Regions from separate parts of the Homo sapiens genome. Here region 2 is linked to region 1. A link is an interaction called in ENCODE POLR2A ChIA-PET data of the cell type or tissue named here. Cell type or tissue: MCF 10A. All regions are shown on one strand. Links, peaks and the distances in the headings refer to the core of each region. The heading gives the core; the rest is flanking DNA. Region 1 overlaps BRAF (B-Raf proto-oncogene, serine/threonine kinase). Region 2 overlaps MRPS33 (mitochondrial ribosomal protein S33).

Region 1 (8,952 bases), core at 537-8,536:
AGACACGGTGGCTCATGCCTGTAATCCTAGCACTTTGGGAGGCCGCGGCAGGTGGATCACTTGAAGTCAGGAGTTCGAGACTAGCCTGACCAACATGGTGAACCCCGTTTCCACTAAAAGTACAAAATTAGCCGGTTGTGGTGTCACATGCCTGCAGTCCCAGCTACTTGGGAGGCTGAAGCAGGAGAATCATTTGAATCTGGAAGGTGGAGGCTGCAGTGAGCCGAGATCGCACCATTGCACTCCAGCCTGGGCAACAAGAGTGAAACTCCATCTCAAAATAAATAAATAAATAAATAAATAAATTGCACAGAACAAGCTTGAAATTTAAAATGTCTGTTGAAATAAACCTAAAAAAGGAGTTAACTAGCAAAATGGACAAAGCTAAAGTCCATGGTACTTTAACAAAAAGTTAAAAAAAAAATATGAAGTAAAATGAAAGCTTAAATTATGAGAGTAAAGTTAATATCCCAGAATACAGATTAAATTATCCTACATACATCTAAGAGAAATTTTATGAGAATTAAAATAAGAAGAAGAAATAACAAAGAAAATTTAAGAATTTCTCCTTGAGCCAAAAGGCAAATAAGAGTCTTCAGAACCAAAGTTCCTTTTTTAACAAAGAAAGAATAAGAGCTGGGCATGGTGGCTTATGCCTGTAAGCCCAGCACTTTGGGAGGTTGAGGTGGGAGGACTGCTTGAGCTCAGGAGCTTGAGACCAACCTGGGCAACATAGCGAGACCTCATCTCTACCAAAAATAAAAAAAAATAAAAATTAGCCAGGTATGGTGGCATGTGTCTGTAGTTCCAGCTATTCAGGAGGCCAAAGAGGAAGAATCACTTGAGCCCATGAGGTGGAGGCTGTGGTGAGCCATGATTGTACCACTGCACTCCAGCCTGGGTGCTTGGAGGGATACAAAATTAAACAAATCCTGCTAAGTTAAACTCAAAAGGAAATAAGAAAGTACCAATAAAATTCTAAGGAATAAAAAACAAGAATCAGATTGTTGTATGCTAGAAAATAAGAAAACAGTATCTTCAAAATTCTAAGATATATATAAAAAATCATATCAATACTACTACTTCTGGCATGATGAAATGAGTACATTGATAAATCCTCTCCCCCAAAAGCAACTATAAAGCTGGACAAAACCGTCAAAACAACCATTTCAGTGCTCTGGACTTCAGCTAAAGGCTGAACCTGAGTAAGAACATCACAGTCTGTGGCTTTTTTTTTTTTTTTTTTTTTTTGAGACAGAGTTCTGCTCGTCGCCCAGGCTGGAGTGCAATGGCACGATCTCGGCTCACTGCAACCTCTGCCTCCCAGATTCAAGCGATTCTCCTGTCCTAGCCTTCCAGGTAGCTGGAATTACAGGCATGCACCACCATGCCTAGCTATTTTTGTATCTTTAGTACAGACAGGGTTTCACCATGTTGGCCAGGCTGGTCTTGAACTCCAGACCTCAGGTGATCCATCTGCCTCGGCCTCCCAAAGTGCTGAAATAAGAGGCGTGAGCCACCATGCCCAGCCATCTGTGGCATTTTTGCTTGAGGCTGCTGCCATCCCTTCTTCAGATGACTGACCAATCTCTCCCTCTGTTGGCATGTGTTCAGCTAGAGACTGTGTGTGTGTGAGGGTGTTGACAATTGATTTGGAGTGCTGTGAATTTAAGTGATAACCTCCACTGCAAGTTGGGGGCTTAATACACTTTCCACACTCCACTAGTTGAACGGACACTGCAAGCACGTGCTACAGGGTCTGGACAGGGCCCACACCTCCACACATCCTTGACTGACTGAGCCTCTGCATGTTCATGCACACAGGAGACACAGAGGAGCCCGGAGGAAAGCAAAAGCCAGGTCAGGCAACATGGTGGCCTGAAGTTTGAATATACTCCCTGATACACAGATAGACACACAAAGAAAGAATAGAAACCTTACTGGCCTTGAAATATTTGAACAAAACCTCTGACAAATCTTTAGCTTGACATTAAGCTATGGAAAGACAGGAGCAACCCCTAGGAAGCCAAGAATAAAAATAAAAACAAGGAGGGGAAAAAGAACAAATTGAGCAGAAATATTAGTAGTCACACATTACGGGGGTGGTGGGAACACACTTCAAAGATTTAGTCCAACTATAAAACTTGGACAGAACACATAGAGCAGCTAATCGACAACACTGGAAGTAAATAGCAGTAGACGATTGGGATAGAGGACAAGGATCTGAATCATCATGAAACCATCAGTGAGTTTACATTTTACATACTTTTTTTTTTTTTTTTTTGAAATGGAGTCTCACTGTCGCCAGACTGGAGTGCAGTGGCGCGACCTCAACTCACTGCAACCTCCAACTCCCTGATTCAAGCAATTCTCCTGCCTCAGCCTCCCGGGTAGCTGGGATTACAGGCACGCGCCACCATGTCCAGCTAATTTTTGTATTTTCAGTAGAGACGGGGTTTCATCACGTTGGCCAGGATGGCCTCGATCTCCTGACCTTGTGATCTGCCCGCCTTGGCCTCCCAAAGTGCTGGGATTACAGGCGTGAGCCACCGCGACTGGCCTAAAAAAAGTTTACTTTTTAAAAGAAAAAAAGTAAAAAAAAAAAAAAAAAAAGGCAAAGAAATAACATTCAAAGATAGTGTCTCAGTTTTTTCCCCTCACTTTTCTCACGTAACCCCATGGTGGCAGCGGCAACAATAGGATCTTCAAAAGAGCCAACATTCTGAGAGCAGGGAGAGAACCAGGTCTCCAATTGATGTAGCTGTGGGGATTAAAATAAAATGAACAGAATCCAGGTGATATGGTTTGAATCTATGTCCCCACCCAAATCTCATGTTCAAATGTAATCCCCAATGTTGGAGGTGGGGCCTGATGGGAGAAAATTGGATCATGGAAGCGGTTTCCCATGGCTTAACACCATCCCCCTTAGTGCTGTCATTGTGATAGTGAGTTTTTATGAGATCTGGTCATTTAAAAGTATGTGGCACCCTCCCCATCTCTTGCTTCTGCTCCAGCCATGAGAGATATGCCTGCTTCCCCTTTACACCTTTCACCATGATTTTAAGTTTCCTGAGGCCTCCCCAGAAGCAGAATCTGCTATGTTTCCCGTACAGTCCGCAGAACCATGAGCCAACTGAATCTCTGTTCTTTATAAATTACCTAGTCTCAGGCATTTCTTTATAGCAATTCAAGAATAGAGTAATACATCAGGGATCTATGGGACAGTAACAAAAAGATCTAACATCTGTGTCAGTGAACTTCTAAAAGCAAAGAATAGGATGATTAAAAATATCTGAAGAAATAATGTCAAAAGCCTTCCCAAATCTGACAAATGACATAAAACTACAGATTCAAAAAGGTCGGTGAATCCAAAAATGGATAAATACGTAGAATTCCACACTCTCACACATCATAAAGTGTTGAAAATGAAACACAAAAAATTACTATTATTTTTTGAGATAGCATCTTGCTCTGTCGCCCAGGCTGGAGTACAATGGCGTGATCTCAGCTCAATGCAACCTCCGCCTCCCGGGCTCAAGCGATTTTCCTGCCTCAGCCTTCCTAGAAGCTGGGATTATAGGTGCCCGCGAACACGCCTGGCTAAGTTTTTTGTACTTTTAGTACAGACAGGGTTTCACTATGTTGGCCAGGCTGGTCTCGAACTCCCGACCTCCGGTGATCCACCCGCCTCGGCCTTCCAAAGTGCTGGGATTACAGGTGGGAGCCACTGCGCCCAGCCTAAAAATTATCTTGAAAACAGAGAAAAACAATCCATAAAATATAGGGGAACACCACTTCAAATGACAACAGGTTTCTCAGCAGAAACCATGAAGGCCAGAAGGAAGTTACACATTTTAAAGTGCTGAAAGAGAAAAAAACTATCAAAGGTAGAATTCTATATCCAGTTAAAGTATCTTTCAGAGCAATCATAAAACAAAGATATTTTCAGATAAATGGGAACTAAGAGAATTTGCTACCAGCAGACCTGTTCTAAAAGAATTGCTAAAAGAAATTCCTCACACAGAAGGGAAATAATACCGGAAGGAAACCTGGAAGAGTAGGTTGAGGAGTAAGCAAAATGGTAAACATGCAGACAAAAATACATTAACCCTCTCCTCTTAGTTTCCTTAAATATGTTTAATGGTTGAAAGTAAAAACAATAGCATTGCCCAATGAAGCTTTCAATTAATAGAAACGTAACATACAGCCAACAATAAGAGAAAAGGTGGAGAGAAGATAAAGAGACCTACGTAGTTTTAACATTTCTTTAAGTGGACCATAATCCATTTAAAGAAATGAATTTATTTTAAAGCAGGTGGTGAAAATGTTAAGTTTTTATAATGTAATCTCTGGAGTGATCACTAAAACTATATGGAGAGTTAAGAATTTTTAAGCCACAACAGGTAAATTAAAACAGAATGGCTAAAAGTTGTTCAAACAATCTAAAAGAATGCAGGAAAGACAGAGTAATGGAAAACAGAAGCAGCTAACAGAAAACAAATTACTAAACTGGTAAACCTAAATCTAAACATGCCAAAATTACATTAAATGTGAATAGTCTATAGATACAAATTAAAAGACAAGATTGTTAGAATGAATTTTTAAAATGACCCAACTATATGTAGTCTACGAGTAATTCACTTCAAATATAATTTTCATAATAGAAAGCATAACTAATATATATGCACCTAATAATGGAGCTTCAAAGAACATGAAGTAAAAACTTACAGAACATTACAAATAGGAAAACAAATTCTTAATTATATTTGATGACTTCAGCACTCCTTTCAGTAATAGAACTAGTAGACAGAAAATCAGTAAGAATATGGAAGAAATGAACATCATCAATCCACCTGATCTGATTGATATTTATATAACATTCTACTTAACAGCTGAATACATGTTCTTGTCAAATGCACATGGAACACTCACCAAAACAGACCATATTCTGAGTCATAAGACAAACTTTCACAAGCTTAAAAAAAAACCACAAACGTTTGTTCTCTGACCATAATAGAATTAAACTAGAAATAGAAAGTTAATAGGAAAATCTCCAAACACCTGGAAATTAAACAGCACATTTCTAAATAATCTTTGAGTCAAATGGAAGCCCCAAATTACATACTAATATTCCTCATAATCATTAGTAAAATATTAGCATACAGAATCCAGCAATTGTAAAAGGCATAATAAACATGACAATAAGGTTAATCCCAGGACCACAAGGCTAGTTCAATATTCAACTGAATGAAAATACAGCATACTAAATCTGTGGGATGCAAATACAGTAGTGCTACAGTGAATTAATATCATTAAGCTTGTGCCATTATTTTTTTTTTAGTTTTTTTAAGAGATGGGGGGGGGGGTGGGTCTTGCATGTTGCGCAATCTAGTTTCAAACTCCTAGGCTCAAGTGATGCTACCACCTCAGCCTCCCAAATAGCTGGAATTACAGGCATGTGCCACCAAGCCCTGCTCTTAAACTGATACTATTATATCAGCAAAGAAAAACAGTTGCAAATCTATCTTAAGAAACTTGAAGAACTAAATAAACCTAAAGAAAGCAACACAAAAATAATAAAAAGCAGAAATCCATGAGATTGAAAACAGAAAAAAATGTTGAAAACAAAAGCTTGTTTGTTGAAAAGACCAATACAATTTACAAATCTCTAGCAAGACTGACAAAAAGGGAAGACACAAATTAACAATATCAGTAATAAAAAAACAATGAACTACAGACTCCCCTACACACAGACATTTAAAGGTTAATAAGAATACTATGAAAAACTCTACATAAATTCAAAATGTTAGAAAAAAATGAACCAATTCCTCAAAAACCAAAGAAAAACAAAACTCTCACAGGATAAAAGATATCTGAAGATATCTTTTATATTCACAAGATAAAACAGATAATCTGAACACTCTTGTAACTATTAAGGAAATTAAACTCATAGTTAAAAACCTTTCTAAAAATAAATCTCTAGTAGCAAATTCTATCAGGTATTTAAAGAAGACATAAGACCACCTCTACAAAATACCTTCCATGAAACAGAAAAGGAGTAAGTAATTTCCAACTCACTTTATGATTCCAGCATCACCTTTACACTAATACAAAAGACTGTACAAAAAAGAAAATTATACACCAATATCCCTCTTGAATATAGATACAAGGTCAAAAAAAGAAATCACAAGAAAAATTAGAAAATACTTTTAGACAAATGAAAACAAAAAAAACACACATACCAAAACTGATGGCATACAGCAAAAGCAATGCTCAAAGGACAATTTATAGCAATAAATGTCCACCCCTACCTCACACCATATTTTAAAAACCCTCAAAATGAATAAATGATATAGGAGCTAAAATAATAAAACTCTCAGAAGAAAACATAGGGGTAAATCTTAATGACCTTGGATTTAGCAATGGATTCTTAGATATGACACCAAAAGTACGAGCAACAAAAAAAAACTGACAAATCATTCTTCAACAAAATTAAAACCTTTTGTGCAATGAATATTCTCAAGAAAGTGAAAAAAACCTACAGAATGCAAGAAAATAGCTGCAAGTCATGAATTTAATTAGGATCTATATCCAGAATACATAAAGGATCTCATGGAGGTAGACAGTAGAGTAGTGGTTATCAGAGTCTGGGAAGAAAAGGAGGGAGAAAGGGATAAAGGGAAGTTGGTTAATGGATACAAACATACAACTGGACAGAAACAGTAAGTTCTAGTATTTCACAGTATAGTAGGGAAATTACAGTTAACAATTTATCATATATTTCAAAATAGCTAGAAGAGAACTGTAATGTTTCCAGCACAAAGATAAATGTTTAAGGTGATGGGTATCCCAATCACCTTGACTTCAGCATTGCGCACTGTATACCTATATCAAAATATCACACGTACCCCAGAAATATATATAATCATTATGTATCCATTTTTTTTTCCTTTGAGACGGAGTCTTGCTCTGTCACCCAGGCTGGAGTGCAGTGGCGCAAATCTCAGCTCACTGCAACCTCCACCTCCCAGGTTTAAGCGATTCTCCTGCCTTAGCCTCCCAAGCAGTTGGGATTACAGGCATGCACCACCATGCCCAGCTAATTTTTTTTGTATTTTTAGTAGAGACGTGGTTTCACCATGTTGGTCAGGCTAGTCTCGAACTCCTGACTTCAAGTGATCCACCTGCCTTGGCCTCCCAAAGAGCCAGGATTACAAGCATGAGCCACCACGCCTGGCCATAATTTATTTTATTTTATTTTTGAGATAGGGTTTTGCTCTGTTGCCAGGCTGGAGTACAATGGCGGGATCTCTGCTCACTGCAACCTCTGCCTCCCGGGTTCAAAAGAGTCTCCTGCCTCAGCCTCCCGAGTAGCTGAGACTACAGGCGTGCACCACCACGCCCAGCTAATTTTTGTATTCTTAGTAGAGATGGGGTTTCACCATGTTGGCCAGGATGGTTTCGATCTCTTGACCTTGTGATCTGCCTGCCTCAGCCTCCCAAAGTGCTGGGATTACAGACGTGAGCCACTGAGCCCGGCCCACAATTTTTAAATTAACAACAAAAAAGTGTAGCTATAATGTAGTCTAGTAATGTCCAATAGCATTATTCTAAAAAAAAAAAAAAAAAAAAGCACATATCTTAATTTTAAAATAGTGTTAAAAACCACTAACAATTACCTGGGCCTTCAAGGAGTCATCATTTTTGTGTTGGTGGGTCTTGCCTCAGTGTTGATGGCTGCTGCCGGATCAAGTCAGTGGTTGCTAAAGGTTAGGGTGACTGTGGCAATTTCTTTCTTTTTTTTTTTTTTAAGATGGAGTCTTGCTCTGTCGCCCAGGGTGGGAGTACAGTGGCGTGATTTTGGCTCACTGCAACCTCTGCCTCCTGGGTTCAAGCAATTCTCCTGCCTCAGCCTCCCAAGTAGCTGGGATTACAGGTGCGTGCCACCACGACTTGCTAAGTTTTGTATTTTTAGTAGAGATGGGGTTTCACCATGTTGTCCAGGCTGGTCTTGATCTCCTGACCTCAGGTGATCTGCCTGCCTTGGTCTCCCAAAGTGCTGAGATTACAGGTGTAAGCTACCGTGCCCGGCCGGCAATTTCTTAAAACAAGACAACAATGAAGTCTGCTGTGCCGACTGACTTTTTTTCACAAAAGATTTCTCTGAACCAGGCAATATGGTCTGATAGCATCTGAACCACAGTAGAACTACTTTCAAACTTGGAGTCAGTCCTCTCAAATCTGCCAGTGCTTCATCAACTAATTTTATGTAAAATTCTAAATCTTTTGCTGTCATTTTATCAGTGTTCACAGCATCTTCAGCAGGAGTAAACCCCATCTCAAAAAATCACTTTCTTTGCTCATCTATAAGAAGCAACTTCTCATTTCTTCAAGTTTTACCATGACATTGTAGCAATTCGGTCACATCTTCAGGATCCACTTCTAATTCTAGTTATTTTGCTATTTCTACCACACCCGCAATTCCTTCCTCCATTGAAGTTTTGACCCCTCAAAGTCATCCACAAGCATTAGAATGAACTTCTTCCAAACTCCTGTTAATGGTGCTATTTTGACCTCCTCTCATGAATCACAAACATTCTTAATGGCATCTAGAAAGGTGAATAATTTGCAGAAGGTTTTCAATTAATGTTGCCCAGATCCATCATAGGAATATCTATGGCAGCTATAGCCTAATAAAAGATACTTCTTAAATAAGAAGAATTGAAAGTCAAAATTACTCCTTGATCCATGGGCTGCAGAATGAATGCTGCGTTAGTGGTTAAGAAAAACATTACTGAGGCAAGAGGATCACTTGAGACCAGGAGTTTGTGAGACTAGCCTGGGAAACATAGACCCTGTCTCTATTAAAAAAAAAAAAAAAATTAGCTGGGCATGGTGGTGCATGCCTGTAGTCCCACCTACTCAGGCAGCTGAGGCAGGAGGATTGCTTGA
Region 2 (8,952 bases), core at 443-8,442, 130 kb after region 1:
CCATTTGCTTCAACCCTTTCTCTCTGCTTGTGAAAATCCTACATTAAGAGTGTGATGAAAGGTACAGGGTTTGTCACCTACCAGGGATGGAGAATAGAAAAAAAAGAAGGTACATGTTTTAGAGTCAGCAGTTTGAATTTAAAACTTCAGTCTAGACATTTATAGCTGTGTGATCTTGAGCATTGGTCTCCTTATCTGCAAAATGGGGATGTTTATCATATGGGGGGGCGTCAAATAAGATATAGCCTGCAAAGCACAATGTATTAAACACTCCAGAAATGCTGGCCTTATCTGTATTTATTGCTGTCCTGCTTGGGAAGTCATTCCTGATGATGCAAACATTGACCTCTTTTATCTCTAACCCTCTTTTTAAATATTAACTTGTTACTAGTTTGGTGCTTAACCCACTGGCCATTTCTCACAGATATTCTCAGACTGGAGCTCTTTTTAGATTAATCTGTATCCTTAGTCTTTCAATTTCTGTTTAGAATAGTTTTTATTCTAAACTCAACAGGCCAATTGTTTGTGGCTCTATCGGGAAAATGATTCTGCACTGAGCCCAATTTAGATTGTCTTACTGAGACAAGGCTAGGTGGAGCTCGGTCTTCTGCAACAGGGACACAGAACATTCTCCATAAATGAATCCATCCTTTCAGAAAACACATATTTCCTTAAGTAGAATGGAAAAGGTCTTAGAATCTACCTTGGTTTAACTCTACTTTCTACTTTAATGTGAATCTGTAATATTGCCACATCTCCAATTAAGTTACAAAATTGCATCTGGCTAGTTTTATAACCCTTCTCTCCATTTTGTTGCCTTTATGGCATTTAAAAAACATTTCACTGTTTTAAGTTCAGCATAAAAGTTTTACTGTTTATCCAGTTATCTTAGTATCCAGGGCTGGACAGTCTCTCTGTTTTATCTAAGTATCCTTGAATGTAATACTGTTTGTTTTGCTGCTTCTTTCTCTCTTTTTTTTTTTTTTTTTTTTAAGAAATGCTTTCTTCTGAACCTTTCTTGAGTACTTAACGAAAGCCATGAAGACAGGGTTGGCAGGATAACAGATGTTTCCCCCTATTTATTGCTCCTGAAGTTTGTTCCCTGCTCTAAATCTCTAAAATTAGGCACATAGGATCTTTGGGAGAAATGTGTGAATAAAGAGAGACGGGGTGAAGCAGGCAGAATTTCAAATTTTGATTTATTCTTTCTTGGAAAATGATTTATAAATACAAGCATTATGGTTATATATGTTTAAATATATGATGCCTTATGTTTATTTTGAAACACACACATATATGGTGCTTAAAAAATAAACTTATGGAGCCCATAATTACATAAATAATAAGATGTTACCTCTCATCTACCTCCTCTTCCTGAACCTATCATGCTGCTTGTAAACGTGGGGAACTTTATATTTTTAGGAGATACGTGTCAATGCTGCCACAGAAAATTGCGCTAGTAAGACACAGCAGTACTTACTAGTCACATAATGTGCTATATGTAAAAGTTTTTAACTTTTTATAATTTACAGAGTTCTTTTCACAAATATCTTATTTCATTAATCCAGTGAAGCATTATGATTTTATAGAGAAGGAAAGAGGTTCAGAGAAGTAACTGACGTCACATAATCAGTAAGTACACTGTATCACAAACCCATGACTTTTGAATCTAAAACCCAGTCTTTTTACTATGTTATGCTGAAATCGAGGGCAAAATGGTCTATGCACACTGATCCCCACAGGTTAGAAAGCACCAATAGTTTAGGTTTTGACCAGAGAAATCCAATTAAACAAACTGGCTAGTCTAAACTTGGAGTTAAAGATTTTTTTCTGATTACACTTAGTCACCATCTTAACCATTGGTCACTGTTGTCCTGAAATTTGTTGACTTCCCTGGTGTCAAGAGTTAACTTTTCCTTATCTTCTATTGATACCTTCCAGCTGGTCCATCGTACTTCTGTACAGGCTGTTTTGAGTCACACAGCTTGCTCTATCAATTGAAGGTATAGCTTATGTACAAATGTATTTTAGCTTTCATTTCTGATTTTCAGCCTGGAGCAGTGGCACACTAATCTACTTCTGCGTTATCTACAAACTTCCCTGTCAATCATTGCCAAGGCTCACTGCAGGGTCAGGGTCTGAGATCTCACTGAAGCTCTTCCATCGGCAAACCAATACATCGATTCTTTACTTGTTTTCCGACTCAGGTCTGCTGTTAGAATGTAATGCAGTTATTCTCTTTAAAATATCATGCTAATTCTCTTAAGTTCCTCTTACATTCAGATCTTTCCCAAAAGCTGGAGATCACATAATTCAAACATCTGCTGAGCTACATTGGGTTCAGGCTGAGATCCTGTTTCTCAGCTCAACATCCTGGGGTAGTCATCCACCTACACCTGGCTCAGCTGCATTGGCCAAGAATAACAGTGCATCTGCACTTTTCTAAGCACGTTTCTGAGATCTTGCCAATACTTTGTAATACACACATGCTCATTCACACAGTCTTAGGGACTAAGTCTATTTGTCTCTGTATCCTCTACAACTATCACGTGTCGAGCACATGGCAGGTGCTCAGTAAAAAGTTCTAAATGGGCTGGGTGTGGTGGCTCATGCCTGTAATTCCAGCACTTTGGGAGTCTGAGGTGGGTGGATCAGGAGGTCAAGAGGTTGAGACCATCCTGGCTAACACAGTGAGACACCTTCTCTACTAAAAATACAAAATATTAGCCGGGCGTGGTGGTGGGCGCCTGTAGTCCCAGCTACTTGGGAGGCTGAGGCAGGAGAATGGCGTGAACCCGGGAGGTGGAGCTTGCAGTGAGCTGAGATTGCGCCACTGCACTCCAGCTGGTGAGAGTGAGACTCCGTCTCAAACAAAAAAAAAGGTCTAAATGAATGAATTCTCCTTTTGCTGGAATTCACTTCTACCACATACAAACCACCCAATTTTATTTTATTTTATTTTTTTAAACAGGCTATAAAATAGGCCCTAGCCATACCATCTGGATTAGGTATCTTTAAAAATAGCATTCATTTAAACATATGTACTGGGAATCTTTCTACTTCAGGAATCATTGAGTGTTACAGAGAAAGAAAACTGTGGCTGGAGTAGCTGCTATACATACTCCAATAAATACTATCGCACTAAAATGCTTTTATATTTTGATTATTTTTTGAATAATATGTTTGAATATTGACACTATTGTACACTTAAATATGGTTAAGATCATTAATTTTATGTTTTTACTACAATAATAAAAAGTTATTAAAAAATTACTGGACATGCTAAAGATTCAGAACAACTGTTGGAAAAAAAAATCAGAGAAGCCTTCACAATTTTTTTTTTGAGACAGAGTCTCGCTTTGTTGCCCAGGCTGGAGTGCAGTGGCACCATCTCAGCTTACTGCAAGCTCCGCCTCCCTGCCATTCTCCTGCCTCAGCCTCCCAAGTAGCTGGGACTACAGGCACCCACCACCACGCCCGGCTAACTTTTTTGCATTTTTTAGTAGAGACGGGGTTTCACCATGTTAGCCAGGATGGTCTCGATCCCCTGACCTCGTGATCCACCCGCCTCGACCTCCCAAAGTGCTGGGATTACAGGCGTGAGCCACTGTGCCCGGCCAAGCCTTCACAATTTCTTTGGAAACTCATTGCTGGAATACAATAAAACCAGCAGCGAGCTACTCAAATCTATACAACAGTCATCCCTCATAGAACTTCTAGTTATGTTCAAGCTTTTCCACAGAATTTCCAAAGCCCTTCATGATCTGGCCTCTGTTTTCTTACAGCCAACCATGAACAAACTCAGTGTTTCTTGAACAGACAATTTCTTCATACCTTAGGGCTTTGCAAATAGTACTCTCTGCCTCAAACCCCTTTCTCACCATTTTCCTTTTGGCAACCTCTTATTTATTCTTCAAGGTTCAGCTTAAATATCATTTTTTTTTTGAGATGTAGTCTTGCTCTGTTGCCAGGCTGGAGTGCAGTGGCGTGATCTCAACTCACTGCAACCTTTGCCTCCCGGGTTCAAGCGATTCTCCTGCCTCAGCATCCCGAGTAGCTGAGACTACAGGTGCATGCCACGACGCCCAGCTAATTTTTGCATTTTTAGTAGGTGGGGTTTCACCATGTTGGCCAAAATGGTCTCGATCTCTTGACCTTGTGATCCACCCACCTCGGCCTCCCAAAGTGGTGGGATTACAGGTGTGAGCAACAGCGCCTGGCTTAAATATCATTTCTTTAGGGAAGCTTTCTTTAAACTCCCTAATGTGATTTGGGCTTCTGGCTATCTCTCTCTGCATTCATCCATCCATCCATGCTCTTATAGAAGTCTGGCTTTTTCCTTTGTAGCATGTAATACAATTGTATGTAATTATGTAATATTAGTCCCTCCCACAAGACTGAAACTTACATGAGGTAGGGAGTATTTCTCTTGCTAACCACGTGTATTACCAGGGCCCCAATATCTTGTACAGAGCAGGTATTCAATACTTCCTTTTAAAAGATACTTACTCTACAAATTCATCTTAATAGATTTCTCAAAGGAGTAGGTGAAGACACACACAAAGTTTGTGAGCTTGGTGGTGGAGACAGTGGCTGAAAGGCCCAAGATGAAAGAAGTTTAGGGCTGGGTGAGTCAGTAAGCAAGAAGGGAGAAATGAGGACACTATAGGATGCTCACTTAATGAGGTTTCCCCTCCATTCCCCCAGCATCCCATCCCACCCCAAACAAATCATCAAACAATAACTTAGGTATTTATTTCATTAGAGAATCAGGTAAACCTCACATTACACGGCCAAGGCCAAGATAATTTTGCACAGTTAGAATGTGTTCAAGAAACCAGCCACAATGTAACCGGATTAGATTTCACCAAGGAGATGACTGTGTTCCTCCAAATAAACTTCATTTAGGAAGATGACATTCCTCCAATAGGTGGAAAGACAATAAATGCACTTTCTTCTCTCCGCCACTGAGGAAGAAAGTCTCCCTCTTGAGGGACCAACACTATTTCCTTTTTGCTGCTCTTTTCCCTTCTCCTTTCTTTGGTTTCTCCTTTCCACGAAGCTTCTTTAGTCGTTTTTGCTCATCCATAAAATCCTGATGCTCATCTCTGAATGAAGAAGGAAAAAATAATTAACCAGTTATTTTTACGAGTAGAAAAGTACACTAATCTAGCACGCACTGCTCTCTTAGGTCATTCTGGTTATCGATCTTTGACTTTTACAAGTTAGCCACATGCTCAGCTTGGTGAACAAAAAGTATAGGGAGTCCCTAACACAGAGATGCGGTGTATTCCAAAAGTTCACTTGTAAGTCCGTTTCCCCTCACAGAAACACTGCCACAAGCTGCAGGGAAATTCCCAGGCCAGCCTACATAAACCTACATAACAATGACACAATACTAATGATTACCCCAAATTTCCCTGCAACACTAAGACTAAACAGAGAGGAGACAAAGTGGGAATCTGCTTCAATAGCTACACAGAGACCCTGACTGCCCTAGGAACTAGCATCTACTCAGAATGGGGTGAGGTCTGGAGGAAGCTCAGCCTGGCCAACATGGTGAAACCTTAGTGGCAGCAGGTAACTCACACAAAAAGGCTGCTGGGGAAAGGCTCAGGCAGAAGGAAGCCAAATCAAAAGACAGATACTAAAGGAATCAAAGCAGCCAGGACTACGTAAGTATGTGGATGGCACAGAAGTTGATGATTGCTTATATTATAAAAAAAAGTCCACATCTTAAGCCCAGATACCTAAAGATTGGTATGGTGTTTAAACATGTAAGCTCTGGATTCCATGTGAACCTGGGTTCAAATCACGGCTCCACCATTTACTAGATCTGTCACCTTGGATAAGTGGCCTTACCTCCCTGCACCTTAGTTTCCTAACCTGTAAAGTATGGATAATAACAGTGTATGAATCAAATGTAAGAGAGGGGTGTGCTGAGCTTAAGTTTTAACTCTCTAGGCTATCCATGAACATCATGGACAGTATACAACTCTTTGGGATTAGTGGTGAGTGTCCCCAAATAATTCTCAACAGTGCAGCTGGTATAATTCTTCTAAAATATATGTCAGATCATGCTACTCCTGTTCATAGCCCTGCAAATAGTTCCCCATTTCAACCAGAGCAAATGCCATTGTCCTTACTATGGCTTCACAGCCCCTTGCAATCCGTCTCCAGTCCCACACCCTCCCGGTACCTGCACGCCTCCTGGAAAGGAACACTCCCACCTCAAGGCCTTTGCTGTGCTCTTGCCCCTCTGCCTTGCAAACTCTTCCCCAAGTCCTACTTGGCTCACTCACCACCTTCAAGCCTCTGCTTAAACCTCAACTCCTCAACGAGGCTGACCCTGACTGTCCTGTTTCATCCTGTAATCTAGCCTCTCCCCACCTACTGCAGGCCCCGTCAGCACTCTGGATCCTGCTCAGCCGGCTCTACTATTTTTTTCCACAGCATGTTCAACTTTGTAACAGATCCTATAATTTACTTATTTTTTTTCCCCCTCTTCTGTCCCTCCTTCATTCTCATCAACCGTTGGACAGAAAGAAAGCTTTCTGGCGACTCTGTCTCTGTTGATGATACAAGCTAGGTACCTGGTTAACTGAATGAATCAATTGTTTCTGAGAACTGGTGCTTCCCTCCCTCTTTTGCAGATCTCTGAATAATATTTTCTTTATTGGAGACTGTCTAGTTTCATCCTGCCTGATGCCACAGGAGGCCTAGCATTAGAGGTATCATTTACCATACCTAGTGACTACGTGAAAATAATCTTGTTTTTCTATGGATAACTATTTTTCCCTGTCCCCAAAGATAGTTAAGTCTTTATTTTTCAAACAAACAGACAGCAGCAGCAAAAAGATCAATTAAAATAACTGAATGTGATTTTTTCATGGGTTATAATCTTCTCCTCAGGATATCTGCCTCCCAATATTTTATTTTGGGTTATAATAAAATTAGTTTTTATTTTCTGAGCCCAGACTAATGGCAAGAGAGGTAGTCCCAAAGCAATTCCAAACATTCAAAACATGTCATAGATTGTAACCTCTAATGTTAACCAAGCACATCTATTATGTTCACTGCTGTTCCCCTAGTGCCATCTTAAGTGCCTGCACGTGGAAGGTACGTAAGAAATATCCACTGGATAGTGAATGTACCAATCTTTAGTGATCTGCAATGAATGTTGTGCTGTACTATTAATTCTATTGTATTAGAATAAATGGTTCCCAATAATTTTAGTATTGTTGCCCAAAGACAACTCCAATTACAACTTGTTAAATTTTTAAAAAGATGGTAGGTATTTTAACTTTATACAATTATGTACTATTTGAATTCTTTTGTAATGGGCATGTATTAGTTTGGTAATTAAAAAAATAATTTTTTTTTTTTTTTTTGAGACCGAATCTCGCTCTGTTGCTGGAGTGCAGTGGCACGATCTCGGCTCACTGTAACCTCTTCCTCCTGAGTTCAAGCGATTCTCCTGCCTCAGCCTCCCAAGTAGCTGGGATTACAGGCATGTGCTACCACACCCAGCTAATTTTTGTATTTTTAGTAGAGACGGGGTTTCACCATGTTGGCCAGGCTGGTCTTGAATTCCTGACCTCAAGTGGTCTGCCCGCCTTGGCCTCTCAAAGCGCTGGGATTACAGCTGTGAGCTATCATACCTGGCCAAAAAAATAATTTAATGAGAAAGATCACACAGGTATTTGATTTTTTTTTTTTTTTGAGATAGAGTCTTGCTTTGTCACCCAGGCTGGAGTACAGTGGCATGATCTTGACTCACTGCAACCTCCATCTCCTGGGTTCAAGCAATTCTCTTGCCTCAGCCTCCCAAGTAGCTGGAATTACAGGCGTGTGCCACCACGCCCAGCTAATTTTTGTATTTTTAGTAGAGACGGGGTTTCACCATGTTGGCCAGGCTGGTCTCAAACTCCTGACCTCAGATGATCTGTCTGCCTCGGCCTCCCAAAGCACTGGGATTATAGGCCTGAGCCATTGTGCCTGGCCTGATCTTTTTTTTTTTTTCAGAGATGCACACAGTTCTAAGCACCTACTCCCTAGACATACACACACATACAAACACATGGTGTTAAGAACCTGTGTGATTTACGTATTATCCTTAAAGGCAAACTACAGCTTATCTAGACCAAATTAATATGTCAAAAAGGGTACAAAATAAAAATGCCAGAAGACAGTAGGAAGAAATGTCAACAAAAATGCCACCAGAAGAGAAAGAAGGCTCCCACATACCAGTTAAGCAGCAGATCAGGTGTCGGTCAGGGACTCTGTTCATCTGATAACAAGAGCCCACTGCCCTGGCAACCTTGGTGTTTCTGAGGCTTTCTTCCTCAGTACTTGGACCAGTTTTTCTCTGCATTGTTTTTTTTTTTTTTTTCTCGAGATGGAGTCTCACTCTGTTGCCAGGCTGGAGTGCAGTGGCGCGATCTCGGCTCACTGCAACCTCCGCCTCCCAGATTCAAGCAATTCTCCTGCCTTAGCCTCCCGAGTAGCTGGGACTACAGGCGTGCACCACCATGCCCAGCTAATTTTTGTATTTTTAGTAGAGACAGAGTTTCACCAAGTTGGCCAGGATGGTCTTGATTTCTTGACCTCGTGATCTGCCTGCCTCGGCCTCCCAAAGTGCTGGGATTACAAGCGTGAGCCACTGCGCCTGGCCTCTTGGCATCCTTTTTAGAGTGCTCTTAGATTAACAAATGATTAAACACCTCTCTACAGCTCAGTATCTATTCAACATTAGTCATGTTGTAGACATAATTAAAATATATCTTCCAACAAGCATGAATTTCCTTTTTTTTTTTGGTCTCTCCATTATGGGTATTTTGAAAGAAGACTTTCTCCTGCCAACTGTACCTTTTGAACTACCTGGGCTCTATTATAAGAACAAAACTACAAGGATAGAAAGGCTAATTTTTTTCCTTTTCTGATCTACTGAAA

Evidence for each region. ChIA-PET counts read pairs that join two places held together with the same protein. Peaks named below come from ENCODE experiments on the same cell type or tissue, not always from the same donor. Only the 100,000 strongest peaks of a DNase experiment are listed, where the experiment ranks them.
Region 2: POLR2A ChIA-PET joins it to region 1 with 6 read pairs; 7 of 35 experiments call an interaction of 5 or more read pairs at or near these places.

Annotation. Positions count from the first base shown.
Region 1 is chr7:140,871,939-140,880,890 of GRCh38, forward strand. All of the region lies in intron 1 of BRAF (B-Raf proto-oncogene, serine/threonine kinase), which reads right to left. Among named protein-coding and RNA genes, the nearest start is that of BRAF, 49 kb to the right of the region's middle. In MCF 10A, for the core only: no CTCF peak of the experiment used is centred there; a DNase peak (open chromatin) is centred at 4,953.
Region 2 is chr7:141,001,428-141,010,379 of GRCh38, forward strand. It overlaps MRPS33 (mitochondrial ribosomal protein S33), which reads right to left. Exons shown (of 3, transcript NM_053035.3): 3 at 1,183-5,108. The coding sequence ends at 5,003. Among named protein-coding and RNA genes, the nearest start is that of MRPS33, 9.0 kb to the right of the region's middle. In MCF 10A, for the core only: no CTCF peak of the experiment used is centred there; no DNase peak of the experiment used is centred there.